Linked DNA regions of Homo sapiens: region 2 is linked to region 1. Evidence: chromatin loops called from intact Hi-C (ENCODE). Cell type or tissue: OCI-LY7. All regions are shown on one strand. Links, peaks and the distances in the headings refer to the core of each region. The heading gives the core; the rest is flanking DNA.

Region 1 (7,045 bases), core at 1,964-4,463:
GCATTCTGGCTCATGCCTGTAATTCTAACTACTCGGGAGGCTGAGGCAGAAGAATTGCTTGAACCCAGGCGGCAGAGGTTGCAGTAAGCTGAGATCATGCCACTGCACTCCAGCCTGGGTGACAGAGTGACTCCATCTCTAAAAAAAAAAAAATTACCTGAATTTAATTTCTTGATGAAGGCCATATATATATTTTTAATTCCTCCAAGGTACCTATCTATGAAGGCAGTATTTTCATGTCTCTATACCACATATATTACATTAAAAGTACTAAGCTGTTCATAGCAGAAAATTTTATAACAAGTTTTTCTGGCTTGTACAAACATCCAAGGTTTCAGACTGAAAACAACAGAGATGTGGGTAAGCTTATTGGAGACAGAAACACCATGCTGCTCAGCGGTGAGATTCAGAGCTGAGAACAAATGGAGCTGTGAAAGGTTTCTGTTTCACTGTAATATTAATTTATCCAACTATAAAAACATGTCAATAGTTAATGACACTATTATTAAAGTTGGCAAACCTGCAATCAAGCAAGCTGAAAATTATAAAAGTTTTTCTAGACTTCTTCTATTATACATTCAAATATTTTTACAGAAAAATACTTTATACTATACAGAGTAGTATAATACAATCTTTAAAACTACAGGTATTAAAGATATTCTGTATATCTTTTATTATAGATTGCTAAACTTTTCTAACAGCTTATCAACAGTGGTGTGATAAGTAACAATATAACCACACACATGTAAAACAACAGGTGAAATTTATTTCAAACCTGGTGGCAGATGCTTTACCTTCATTATCTTATAAGATGAGGAAACGGAGACTAGAGAGGTTGTGTAACTGGCCCAAGGCCACAGAGCTAGTTAAGGGTGATGTTGGGATGTCTGCTAAAATCAAATTCCAATCCTGCACCACTATCTCCTGCCTTTGACATAGGTGAGCCTCCTGCTCACCTATGACATCACGTCCAATTTTTTTAGGACTACTTTTGTACCTATCCTATATACCTGAATATAATATAAAGTACTTTACACAATTTCTCATTCCTCAGAAGAAAAAGAGCTTAGTTTTCAACTCTTAGAGACATCATCTGATTAAATCAGTTAAAAAAAGAAAGAAAAAAAAAAAGAGGGAGGCAAAGGTGGGTGTGGTAGTGTTTCTGTAGCTCCAGCTACTCAGGAGGCTGAGGCCGGAGGATCACCTTAAGCCAGGAATTCAAAGTTGCAATGAGCTATGATCTCACCACTACACTCCAGCCTCAGCAACAGAGCAAGCCCCTATCTCTAAAAAAAAAGGAGGCAAAGAAATAGAACAGATATATTAGTACTTATTTATAGGAGGATATGCCTTCAAAGTTGAAGTGTTAGCTATATTCATAAATAAGCATCTTAAATAAATTTTTTAAAGTAATATACTGGCTGGGTGCGGTGGCTCACGCCTGTAATCCCAGCACTTTGGGAGGCCAAGGCAGGCGGATCACGAGGTCAGGAGATCGAGACCATCCTGGCTAACACAGTGAAACCCCGTCTCTACTAAAAATACAAAAAATTAGCCAGGCGTGGTGGCGGGCGCCTATAGTCACAGTTACTCGGGAGGCTGAGGCAGGAGAATGGCGTGAACCCGGGAGGCGGAGCTTGCAGTAAGCCGAGATCGCGCCACTGCACTCCAGCCTGGGTGACAGAGTGAGACTCCATCTCAAAAAAAAAAAAAAAAAAAAAAAAAAGTAGTATATTAGGGCCAAATGCAGTGGTGCTCGCTATCTCAGCACTTTGGGAGGCCCTGGTAGGCAGATCGCTTGAGCTCAGGAGTTCAAGACTAGCCTGGGCAATATGGCAAAAGTCCTATCTCTACAAAAAACACAAAAATCAGCCAGACACGGTGGTGCATGCCTGTAGTCCCAGTTACTTGGGAAGCTGAGGTGGGTAGATTGCTTGAGCCCAGGAGATTGAGAATGTGGTGAGCCATGATCGTGCCACTGCACTCCAGCAGCCTGGGCAAGAGAGTGAGACCTTGTCTCAAAAAAAAAAAAAAAAAAAAAAAAAAAAAAGTAATATGTTAGGTTACATTGCAGAGATGAGAAAACACACCCAATAAAATAAAAAACAATACAACTAGCCAGTTGTTATAGATATTTGGGTTTAGTGATTGGTTTCCTGTGACAGACAGCATCATACATAGAATCCAAAAGTGCTATCATCTCAAACTTTGATGTAAGTGAAGATAAGGACCTATAGTAAACTGAAAGATACACAAGAATTTGAAAAAATGTTTTATAAAATGAAAGGGAAAACTAGTTTGAAACAAATAATTTGGTTTATATATGATTTTTAAATAGTTATGTATAACTATGTTAATAATACTGTATATAGATATATCTACTCACTTGTATCCTCAATGTTTATATACTGAAGTTGGTAAAAACTCTTACAGTATTTTCTCAATAGGAATAAGTGGTAATCATCTTTTATTCAGGTCCTCAATGTTTAGGCACATATGGCACATTGTATTTTTATTTTTAAAATTTTGCTTTTTTCTTTTATTAGAGACAGGGTCTCCCTATGTTGCCCAGGCTGGTCTCAAACCCCTGGACTCAAGGGATCCTCCTGCCTTGGACTTCCAAAATGCTGGGACTACAGGCATGAGCCACTGTGCCTGGCCATGGCACATTATTTATAGTATGAAAACACTAAGAAACCATCAGTAGCTTTATAATAATCAATTACAACAAACTCTTATGGAGTTTTAGCATACTTTGCTTTTTCATAGACTACAGAAATTTTCCAGATTGGAAATTCACAAGAAAAAATTATTTTCAGAAATTACTTATGAAACTCTAAAGATAATAAATAATAGAAATCTTATTTCAGATGTCCTCCAAATATGTATACTTTTTACAAAACCACAGCTTGGTGTACCCACAGAGCTGTTTTCAAATAATGACAATAAGATAGACGTGAGATACACTTAAAAAAAAAAAAAAAAAAAAAACCTGGATGGGTGCAATGGCTCACACCCAAAATCCCAGCACTTTGGGAGGCTGAGGCAGGTGGATCGCTTGAGTCCAGGAGTTTAAGACCAGCCTGGGGAACACGGCGAAGCCCTATCACTACAAAAAATACAAATATTAGCTGGGCATGGTGGTGTGTGCCTGTAGTCTCAACTACTAGGGAGGCTGAGGACCGCTTGAACCAGGGATGTCGAGGCTCGGTGAGCTGTGATCTACTCCAGCCTGGGTGATAGTAAGACACTGTCTCAAAAAAATAAACACCAAAACCCACAAGAATGTATCATTACTGTGCATGGGTGTGCATGAATTTGGCTAAAAAATGTATGTATGTTGTCAAGTGGGACCAGCACCAACTCCCCCTGCTGATGGGAGGTCAAGTGCTTTTGTTTTGAAAGAGCCTCCATTTGGGCCTTGATGTCCTCTGCCTTCTTCTGTTCACTAACCTTAGCCTGTTGCTCAACTGCTTGTGCCTTTTCTTTCTCCACTCTGCAGGAAAAAAAGGAGAAACTTATCAGAAACTAGCCTGTTAGGCATCTGGCATCTAATAAGAGTGAAATCTGGTTGATTTTCACATCATACAAAGGTATGATATTATCTCAATTTAAAAATAAAACATTTGGTTGTGCGAGGTGGCTCATGCCTGTAATCCCAGCACTGTGGGAGGCCAAGGCAGGCAGATCACTTGAGGTCAAGAGTTCAAGACCAGCCTGGCCAACATGGTGAAACCCTGTCTCTACTAAAAATACAAAAGTTAGTCGGAGCTGGGCACAGTGGCTCAGGCCGGGTGCGGTGGCTCATGCCTGTAATCCCATCATTTTGGGAGGCCGAGGCAGGTGGATTGCTTGAGATCAGGAGTTCGACCCATCTCTACTAAAAATACAAAAAAATTAGCCAGGCATGGTGGTGGCCACCTGCCTGAGGCAGGAGAACTGCTTGAACCTGGGAGGTGGAGTTTGCAGTGAGCCGAGATTGTGCCACTGCACTCCAGCCTGGATGACAGAGCGAGACTCCGTCTTAAAAAAAAACAGCCAGGCGTGGTGGCACATGCCTGTAATCCCAGCTACTTGGCAGGCTGAGGCAGGAGAATTGCTTGAATCTGGGAGGTTGCAGTAAGCCAAGATCGCGCCACTGCACTCCAGCCTGGGGGACAGAGTGAAACTGTCTCAAAAATAAAATAAAATAAAAAATAAAGATAAAACATTTATGGTCATTAGAAATCGACAAATGGACAACACATTAAAAATAAGAGAGAGGGCCGGGCGCGGTGGCTCACACTTGTAATCCCAGCACTTTGGGAGGCTGAGGCAGGTGGATTACCCAAGGTCAGGAGTTCGAGACCAGCCTGGCCAACATGGTGAAACCCCGTCTCTACTAAAAATACAAAAATCAGCCGGGCATGGTGGCACACCCCCGTAATCCCAGCTACTCAGGAGGCTGAGGCAGAATTGCTTGAGCCCAGGAGGCAGAGGTTGCAGTGAGCCGAGATCATGCCACTGCACTCCAGCCTAGCTGACAGAGCGAGACTCTGCTTCAAAAAAAAAAAAAAAAAAAAAAAAAAAAAGACAGAGAGAGAGGACCTTACTAAACTATTTACAGCTAGCACTTAAAATCAAAGGTGGAGTAAAGTCAAGCTAGGACTTTACTGCACTGAATAAATGATTAAAGTGTTCTTTTACCCCAGGCAGGGTAGCTCATGCCTGTAATCCCAGCACTTTGGGAGGCCAAGTTGGGTGGATTGCTTGAGCCCAGGAGTTCAAGATCAGCCTGAACAACATAGCAAAACCCCATCTCTGTACAAAAAATACAAACATTAGCTGGGCGTGGTGGCATGCACCTGTAGTCCTAGGTACCGGGGAGGCTGAGGTGGGAGGATCACTCGAGCCTGGGAGGCAGAGGTTGCAGTGAGCCAAGATTGTGCCACTGCACTCCAGCCTGGGTGACAGAGCAAGATCCTGTCTCAAAAAAAAAAAAAAAAAGTAATTTATTGATTCTGAAGTGATAAAATCTTCAAATAGCTGACCAGGTATTAACCATTTCCTTACCTCTCAGCAAATGCCCTGATCTCCCACAATTCCAGTTCTTCTTCTGCTACCCAGGTTTCAATAATAACAGGGCCAGTTTGCTTGGGCGTTTCTGGTCTCTTTGGCCGCAGTGCACTTGATCGAAGGCCTTTCCTCTGAGGTGTAGGCGTTTCTTTGGAAAGGAAATCAGAATATTTTAAGCAATATTGCTTCTAAAATTAAAGTACTTCTGGCATCTTCTATCATGAAAAAGTGGTTGGCAAACTTCTTAAATAGCCAGATGGTCTCTGCTGCAGCTACTCAGCTGTGCCTTTGTATCATGAAAGCAGCCAAAGACAATACGTAAGTGAGTAAATGTGGCTGTGTTCCAATCAAATTTCATTTATAAAAGCAGGGTAGGCCAAGGCTCATGGGCTGTGGTTTGCTGACCCCCAAAATACAAGGCTTATGAGCCTTTATACAACCTGTTTCTTCCACCTGGAGCACTATTCCAAGCCTCCACCGCTCATCTGACTAATGTCAATTCATCCTCTGGACCCCAACATGAATTCAACTTCCTACAAAAGCCTAGCATGTTCTTCTCACACTTGGGTGTACAACATGTGTTTCCCTATCACCGCACAGAGAAGGGGGATTTGAGAGTTACCAATATAAAGTGGAGATGTGAAACCTAAGAATAGATAAAATCTCCTCATAAAAAGATTTAAAAAATAAAAAGCAGGGAGGGACAAGCATTGAACCTTCCCATATATTCAATCACAAGGAAGCAGCAGAAGGAAACAGAAATGAAAGCAGGACCTGAATTGTACAAAGGGATACAAGCCAAAGAGAAGTGATTTTAGGGGACTGCAGTGGTTTGCATCAAAGGCTGTGGGGTCAAGGAGACTGAAGGCCTGCCAGGTACATCTCCCATCTGTGTCTCTGCCCATCAACAGAGCTGTTTCTGTGCCAGGACGACCTTGTGATTTTGTTTTTTTTTTGGAGACAGAGTCTTGCTCTGTTGCCCAGGCTGGAGTACAGTGGTGTGATCTCGGCTCACTGCAACACCCCCATCCTGGGTTTACCAATTCTCGTGCCTCGGCCTCCCGAGTAGCTGGGACTACAGGTGTGTAATACCATGTCCCGCTAATTTCTGTATTTTTAGAAGAGACAGGGTTTCAACATGTTGGCCAGGCTGGTCTTGAACTCCTGACCTCAAATGACCCACCCGCCTTGGCCTCCCAAAGCGCTGGAATTACAGGCGGAAGCCACCGCACCTGGCCGCTGTTTTAAGTAAGCTAAAATTTATCATCTACTAGGAACAGGTATTACTTCATTGGTACTCTTTTCAAAAAGGTTATTCTCCAAGAAGAACTCCCAAGTTAATTTAATCAAGTTTCAAAAATTAATTGTATACATTTGGGGAGAACTAACTTTTATAAAAACACTACGTTTCTATCTAAGGACATTATCTTTTTATTTATTTATTTATTTATTTATTTACTTGGAAATGGAGTCTCACTCTGTTGCCCATGCTAGAATGCAGTGGCACAATCTTGGCTCACTGCAACTTCTGCCCCCTGGGTATAAGTGATTCTCCCGCCTCACCCTCCCAAGTAGCTGGGACTACACGTGTGTACCACCACACCTGGCTAATTTTTTGTATTTTTAGTAGAGATGGGGTTTTGCTATGTTGGCCAGGCTGGTCTCAAACTCCTGATCTCAAGTGATCTGCCCGCCTCGGCCTCCCAAAGTGCTGGGACTACAGGCTTGAGCCACATGCCTGGCCTGTATTTCTTTTTTTTTTTTTTTTTTTTTTTTTTGACACGGATTCTCAATCTGTTACCCAGACTGGAGTGCAGTGGTGTGATCTCAGCTCACTGCAACCTCCACTTCCCAGGCTCAAGCAATTCTCGGGCCTCAGCCTCCTGAGTAGCTGGGATTACAGGCATGCACATTACCAATATTTTTGTAATTTTTGTATGTTTTGTAGGGATAGGGTTTCACTACATTGTCTAGGCTGGGCTCGAACTCC
Region 2 (7,045 bases), core at 2,039-4,538, 170 kb after region 1:
TGGCTTCTTTCATTCAGCGTCATGTTTTCTAGATTCATCCATGTTATAGCATGGATCAGTACGTGGAAACTTTTTATTTATTGAATTAATTAATTTTTATTTATTTATTTATTTATTTTTTTAGACAGAGTCTCACTCTGTCACCCAGGCTGGAGTGCAGTGGTGCAATCTCGGCTCACTGCAACCTCCGCCTCCAGGGTTCAAGTGAGTCTCATGCCTCATCCTCTCAAGCAGCTGGGACTACAGGTTTGCGCCATCACGCCCAGCTAATTTTTTGTATTTTTAGTAGAGATGGGGTTTTACCATGTCGGCCAGGCTGGTCTCAAACTCCTGGCCTCAGGTGATCTGTCCACCCTGGCCTCCCAAAGTGCTGGGATTATAGGCATGAGCCAGTGTGCCGAGCCTTAGTTTTTCTTTCTTTATTTTTTGTAGAGATGGGGTCTCCCTATGTTGCCCGTGCTGGTCATAAACTTCTGGCCTCAAGGGATCCTCCTGCTTTAGCCTCCCAAAGTGCTGTGATTACAGACATGACCCACCATGCCTCGCCAGAACTTTTTTGTTTTTCAATTTTTGTTTGTTTTTCTTTCTTTATGCACCGCTAAGAGTAGTATGAGGAAACTTTTTAAAGGGCATGTGAACTGATACGATTTATGTTTTAGGATCATCTGCTGTGAGAAGAATATTCTAATAGGAGAGAAGCCAGAGGGAAAGCAGGCAGTCAGTTGGGGGCTGCTGCAGTGGGGAGGGCGAGAGATGCTGGAGAACGGGTCGGTGGCCACAGTGGAAATGGAGCAGGGAATGGGGCACCAGCCGTTCCAAGCACCAGCACCGGAGTGGACTCCATGTGGGGCTTGCAGCTGGACCAGACATGCTGCACCTGGGAAATATCTCACAGGGAAGGTGCACAGGAATTGCTGATGGATGAGGGATTCGAGAAGTGAGGTGCCAAGTACCCAGGAAGTCCAAGGTGGGATTGAGGAGGGGAACAGAAGTGGGGGAAAATTGGCCGGACGCAGGGGCGCACGCCTGTAATCCCAGCACTTTGGGAGGCTAAGGTGGGTGGATCACCTGAGGTCGGAAGTTCAAGACCAGCCTGGCCAACATACTGAAACTCCATCTCTACCAAAAATACAAAAATTAGCTGGGTGTGGTGGTGCATGCCTGTAATCCCAGCTACCCAGGAGAATGAGGCAGGAGAATCTCTTGAACCCGGGAGGCGGAGGTTGTGGTGAGCCAAGATCATGCCATTGCACTCCAGCCTGGGCAACAGGAGCGAAACTATGTCTCAAAAAAAAAAAAAAAAAAAAAAAGTGGGGGGAAAATCCAGAATTCCATTTTGAGTACATTAAGCTTGAGATATCTAATCAAAAATGTTAATCAGGCAGTGGAAATTCAAATTTAGGAATTAGTGGGGAAGTCAGAGCTAGAGATAAAAATTTAAGGATCACTAGCCAGAAGATTGAGTTTAAATCCAGGAGAATATGTATTGAATTATATGCATTATAATAAAGCTATTTCCACCCTCAAGGGTGACCAAGAATAAGAGGTCTGTAAATCTATTACTTCTCGGCTCCTAGCAAAAAGCAGAATATTCTGCATTTGAATGAGTAATCAGCATTCACAAAGACATCCACAGAGGACTATATTCAGAGCCCATAGCCCCATTCCACACACCTCTTTGCATTTCTATTGCTGCTACAGTTAATCAGCCCAACAACAAGGTAACACTCACCCATTGTGTAAGTAAAAGAAATTTTGCCTTTCAATAAGGAAACCAGGGCTGGGCACAGTGGCTTATGCCTGTAATCCCAGCATTTTGGAAGGCTGAGGTGGGCGGATCACGAGGTCAAGAGATTGAGACCATCCTGGCCAACATGGTGAAACCCCATCTCTACTAAAAAATACAAAAATTAGCTGGGCATGGTGGCATGCACCTGTAGTCCTGGCTACTCGGGAGGCTGAGGCAGGAGAATCGCTTGAACCTGGGAGGCAGAGGCTGCAGTGAGCCAAGATTGCGCCACTACACTCTGGCATGGTGACAGAGCGAGACTGTCTCAAAAAAAAAAAAAAGAAAAGAAAAGAAAACCAACAAAGTGGGTCAGGCTCCTGTTCATTGAGGACACTTAACATCAAAGAAATCAAACTCTTTTATTTTTTTTGAGACAGGCTCTCACTCTGTCACACAGGCTGGAGTGTGGTGGCATGCCACTCTCTGCAGCCTGGAACTCCTGGGCTCATGCCATCTTCCCACCTCAGCCTCCCAAGTGGCTGGGACTACAGGTAGGCACCACTGGGACCAGCTAATTTTTTATTTTTTGTAGAGACGGGGTTACCCAGGCTGGTCTCAAACTCCTGTGCTCAAGAGATCCTCCCACCTTTGATGCAGGATTTTTCTTAGTCACTTTGCCAGCTGGAGATTTCCAGCTGGCAACTCCCCTGCCCAGGCCTTGCTCAGGCCTGGGCTTGCTGCAGGAGACACCCTGTCTACTCAGCCTGCTGGGCTGCACCTGGCTTGCACTCCAGTGCAGGTCCCATAGCTGCCACTACTGTGTGCTTAGCCCCTGGCAGGACGGGGTGTGTGAGTGAGGGAGTGTGGGGTCTGGCTGGCCGTTCCAAGTGCTGGCAGGGGAATGGGCTCCATGTGGGGCTTGTAGCTGGACCAGGCATGTCACAAGTGACTCCCATGGTGGACTCTGGCATCCAGAGGAGGGGAACACGGTGGCACCCAGGCAGGGGTGCCCATGACCCTGAAGCCCCAGAGGGGGTGTTACGGCATGCAAATTAGCTCTTTTAGTCCCTTTGTCCGCAGCCTGATGGACAATGCCATGTTAACAACACCATCAGTCCTGTTGCCCTGCTCTGGCCCAAGGCTCCAGGGCTGGCTTGGCCCTGCTGCTGCTTCCCATCACATGAGGCAGCTGCTCTCCACTGGTGGAGGGTGTACAGCCTTCTTTGTACCCGTGCTTGGTGGGTCCCAAGTTCTTATCCCCTGTCCAAGAAGAATGAGGTTATACTGACAATAAAGGGTGACGAGGGTGGAGAAGAATTTTAGTGAGTGACAAAACAGCTCTCAGTAGAGACGGGATGTGAGGGTGGTCCCCTACTCAAAGTCAGGTGGTCTCTCACTCAGTGTGGCTGGGTCTGGGGCTTTTATGTGCTCAGAATAGGGAGTGCTGATTGGTTTGTGGGTAAGCAAAAAAAGGCTAAAACAAAGGCACCACTCAAAGGTGGGCACGACAGTGTAATACACCAATTAGGGAAGGGTATATACATGTAAAACAGGTGCAGGGTGGGGATCAATCAGAGGAAAGTGTGCCAAACAGGAAGACAGTTTCCCAATCCAGTCTGTGGACTTACCCAGGACTTGTAGCTAGGCTTTAAACTGTCTTTGGCTTGAAGTTTGGGTTTCACTGGGGATCTGCCCCTGTCTGCCTAGGGTTTGTCTGCCTCCTGCTGCTATCACCTTGGCATCCCAAAGTACTGTGATTACAGGCCTGAGCCACCATGCCTGGCCAACTTTTGCTTTAATGGAAGGAAAAAAATATTCACAATGTGTTTTCCAGTAAAATAATTTTTCCTTTTTGTTTTTGGTGTACAACATAATCTTTTGATATATATATACCTTGTGGAATGGCTAAATCAAGCTAATTAACATAAATATTACCTCACATACTTATTTTTGCCTGTGGTAGAATACTCAACATTTATTCTCTTAGCAATTTTCGTGTATATAATCTATTAACCATAATCACCATAGATTTTGAAATTGCCTTTGCAGAAATTATAGTAGTAATGGAAGTCTGACATAACTGACTCCATCTTGCTTCTACCAGACTAAGTTGCTTTTGGTCATTCCATTTTTTTTTTTTTTCTTTTTGAGACAGAGTCTTGCTCTGTCACCCAGTCTGGAGTGCAGTGGCGGAATCTCAGCTCACTGCAACCTCTGCCTCCCATGTTCAAGCGATCTCCTGCCTCAGCCTCCTGAGCAGCTGAGATTACAGGTGCCCACCACCACACCGGCAAATTTTTGTATTTTTAGTAGAGATGAGGTTTCACCAAGTTGGCCAGGCTGGTGCTTTTGCTTATTTTTATGCAGAGGCCATAATAGTCCTTCCCTTGAACTAATCTCCTTTGTTCAAAAATTGAAACCAGCCAGGCATGGTGGCTCACGCCTGTAATCCCAGCACTTTGGGAGGCCGAAGCGAGTGGATCATGAGGTCAGGAGTTCGAGACCAGCCTGGCCAACATAGTGAAACTCCATCTCTATTAAAAATACAAAAATTAGCCAGGCATGGTGACACACGCCTGTAGTCCCAGCTACTCAGGAGGCTGAGGTGGGAGAATCACTTGAACCTGGGAGGCGGAGGTTGTGGTGAGCCAAGATCGTGCCACTGCACTCCAGCCTGGGCAACAGAGTGAGACTCTTGTCTCAAAAAAAAAAAAAAAAAAAAAGAAATTGAAACTGAGGCTGGGCATGGGGGTTCACACCTGTAATCTCAGCACTTTGGGAGTCCAAGGCAGGCAGATTACCTTGTCAGGAGTTCGAGACCAGCCTGGCCAATATGACAAAACCCCATCTCTACTAAAAATACAAAAATGAGCTGGACATGGTGGTGCATGCCTGAAATCCCCACCACTTGAGAGGCTGAGGAATGAGAATCACTTGAACCCAGAAGGTGGAGGTTGCAATAAGCCGAGATCACGCCACGGTACCCTTAGCCTGGGTTACAAACCGAGACCTGGTTAAAAAAAAAAAAAAAAGATAACTGTTGAAGCTGGGCGATATGTATGGTATTTGTTAAACTCTTTTTTTTTTTATGTTTGGAGTTGTCTATAATAAAAAGAAAAAGAAGGAACCTACACAAGTTTAAAATACATAATCAGTCTCTGTGAGCTAAAATTTTGTTGACTTTTTGCAGTTTTGTGTTTGTGTCCACCTTTCCTAGGTTTATTATACTATTTTATTGTACATGTCTCTTTGTGAAAGAGGCAATGCATAAATAAAAAGCCTATACCAAAGCTAATAGAAGACTTAAACTTCCTGATTTTCCTAAGGGAATCATGCACTAAACTTGAAAATAGTGCAAACTGAATTCTGTAGAGTATGCTGTTGCATATTATAAGCTATTGTCCAACCCAGTAATGTAAAGTAAAGAAATGGTGCATGTGGTCTATGCAAATCCAAGAACATTTTCTTCAAGTTTATTGTTCTCTAAGTGAATCTTATTTTATTGAGATAGTCTCACTTTGTTGCCCAGGCTGGAATGTAGTGGTGCTATCTCGGCTCACTGCAAACTCTGCTTCCCGGGTTCAAGCAATTCTTGTGGCTCAGCCTCCTGAGTAGCTGAGATTACAGGCATGTGCCACCACGCCCAGCTAATTTTTGTATTTTTTGTAGAGATGGAGTTTCGCCATGTTGGCCAGGCTGGTCTCGAATTTCTGGCCTCAAGTGATCTGCCTGCCTCGGCCTTCCCAAGGGCTGGGATTACAGGTGTAAGCCACTGCGCAAGCCCAAGTTTATTTTACTTCTTTCCTTTTTTTTTGTTTTTTGAGACAGGGTCTTGCTTTGTTACCCAAGCTGGAGTACAGTGGCACAAACATGGCTCACTATAGCCTCAACCTCCTGGGCTCAAACGATCATCTCATGTCAGCCCAAGTAGCTGGGACTACAGGCACGTACCAACACAACCAGCTAATTTTTAAATTTTTGTAGAGACAGGGTCTCCCCATGTTACCCGACTACTGTGGTAGTTACATTTCCTGAGCTTAAGTGATCTCCCTGCCTCAGCCTCCCGAAGTGCTTGGATTACAGGCATGAGCCACTGTGCCCTGTTGGTCCAAATTCATTTTGAAGTAATATAAAACATCTGTATATTAACTATCCCTTACCTGGTGTATAACCAAACAAACCAGAAGAAATAGATGCTGTCAGCTCTGTGGTCTGAACGTATTAAACAAAGCATAACAAATTTGGCACTGACAACCCAAAGCATATGAATTCATCCAGAGATGAAAAGTAGCCAAGGATAATTAGGTTCACATGAAATTAAATTTAGACAAGAATTTCAATTTGTCAATTTACAGGGATTATGCCAATTTAGGAAACTGTAATTACCTCTCATATAGAGCCTCCCCATCCTGGTATTTGTGTTTCTGGGAGAGTAAATCAGTGTCAGTTGCTTGGCAAGTATGGAATTAGAGGGAAGATACTTCCAAGAAAAAAGAATTTCATTTTGGCAACAATGTGCAACTACCAGAAAGATCCCCTCCTCCTTCCTTCAGCTATGAAAGACATTACTGGGACAACTGTGGAAATCAGAATATAGACTGTAATCACTCTAGAGAACAATACTCCATTAATATAAATTTTCTGAATTTGATCGTTGTATTGTGGTCATGCAGAAGATGCCCTTGTTTTAGAGGATTAAGCTGAAGTATTTATGGGATTAAGCTGAAGTGTCTGGATGTCTGCAAATAACTCTCCAGTGGTTTAGGAACGAAAGAAAAAATACAGAGATTAGCAAAGCAAACATGATAAAATGTTACCAATTGGTAAATTTAGATGAAGGGTATATGGGTGTTGTTTTTGCTTGCAATTTTTTTTTAAGATTAAACTGTTCAAAAAAGAACTGGATATATGATCCAGAATGAACTCAACCATAATGATGTCACCAACAATTACAAAGAAGGCTAAGGAGGCAAAAAGCAAATAAATGCCGCATGTTAAGTAGTAATAACCCGTTAGCCCACATTTCCTTCGGAAAACAGATAAGGTTCATAAGAGGAAGTCATTTCCTTTTTTTATTTTTGAGACAGAGTTTCACTCTTGTCACCCAGGCTGGAGTACAATGGCACGATCTTGGCTCACTGCAACCTCCACCTCCTGGGTTAAATGATTCTCCCGCCTCAGCCTCCCAAGTAGCTGCAATTACAGGCGCACGCCAACAGGCCCGGATAATTTTTGGATTTTTAGTAGAGACAGGGTTCCACTATGTTGGCCAAGCTGGTCTCGAACTCCTGACCTCAAGTGATCTGCCCACCTCAG

The links. Hi-C counts contacts between places; a loop is a spot of excess contacts. Peaks named below come from ENCODE experiments on the same cell type or tissue, not always from the same donor. Only the 100,000 strongest peaks of a DNase experiment are listed, where the experiment ranks them.
Region 2: a loop joins it to region 1, with 2.3 times the contacts of the local background. A loop is called at or near these places in 4 of 110 quality-filtered maps.

What each region holds. Positions count from the first base shown.
Region 1 is chr17:67,920,998-67,928,042 of GRCh38, reverse strand. BPTF (bromodomain PHD finger transcription factor) reads right to left here. Exons shown (of 28, transcript NM_182641.4): 14 at 5,053-5,203; 15 at 3,454-3,496. Among named protein-coding and RNA genes, the nearest start is that of C17orf58, 72 kb to the left of the region's middle. In OCI-LY7, for the core only: no CTCF peak of the experiment used is centred there; no DNase peak of the experiment used is centred there.
Region 2 is chr17:67,747,041-67,754,085 of GRCh38, reverse strand. No RefSeq gene overlaps it. Among named protein-coding and RNA genes, the nearest start is that of SNORA38B, 9.9 kb to the right of the region's middle. RefSeq lists silencers at 779-1,073, 6,559-6,853 and enhancers at 890-1,669, 1,670-2,449. In OCI-LY7, for the core only: no CTCF peak of the experiment used is centred there; a DNase peak (open chromatin) is centred at 3,135.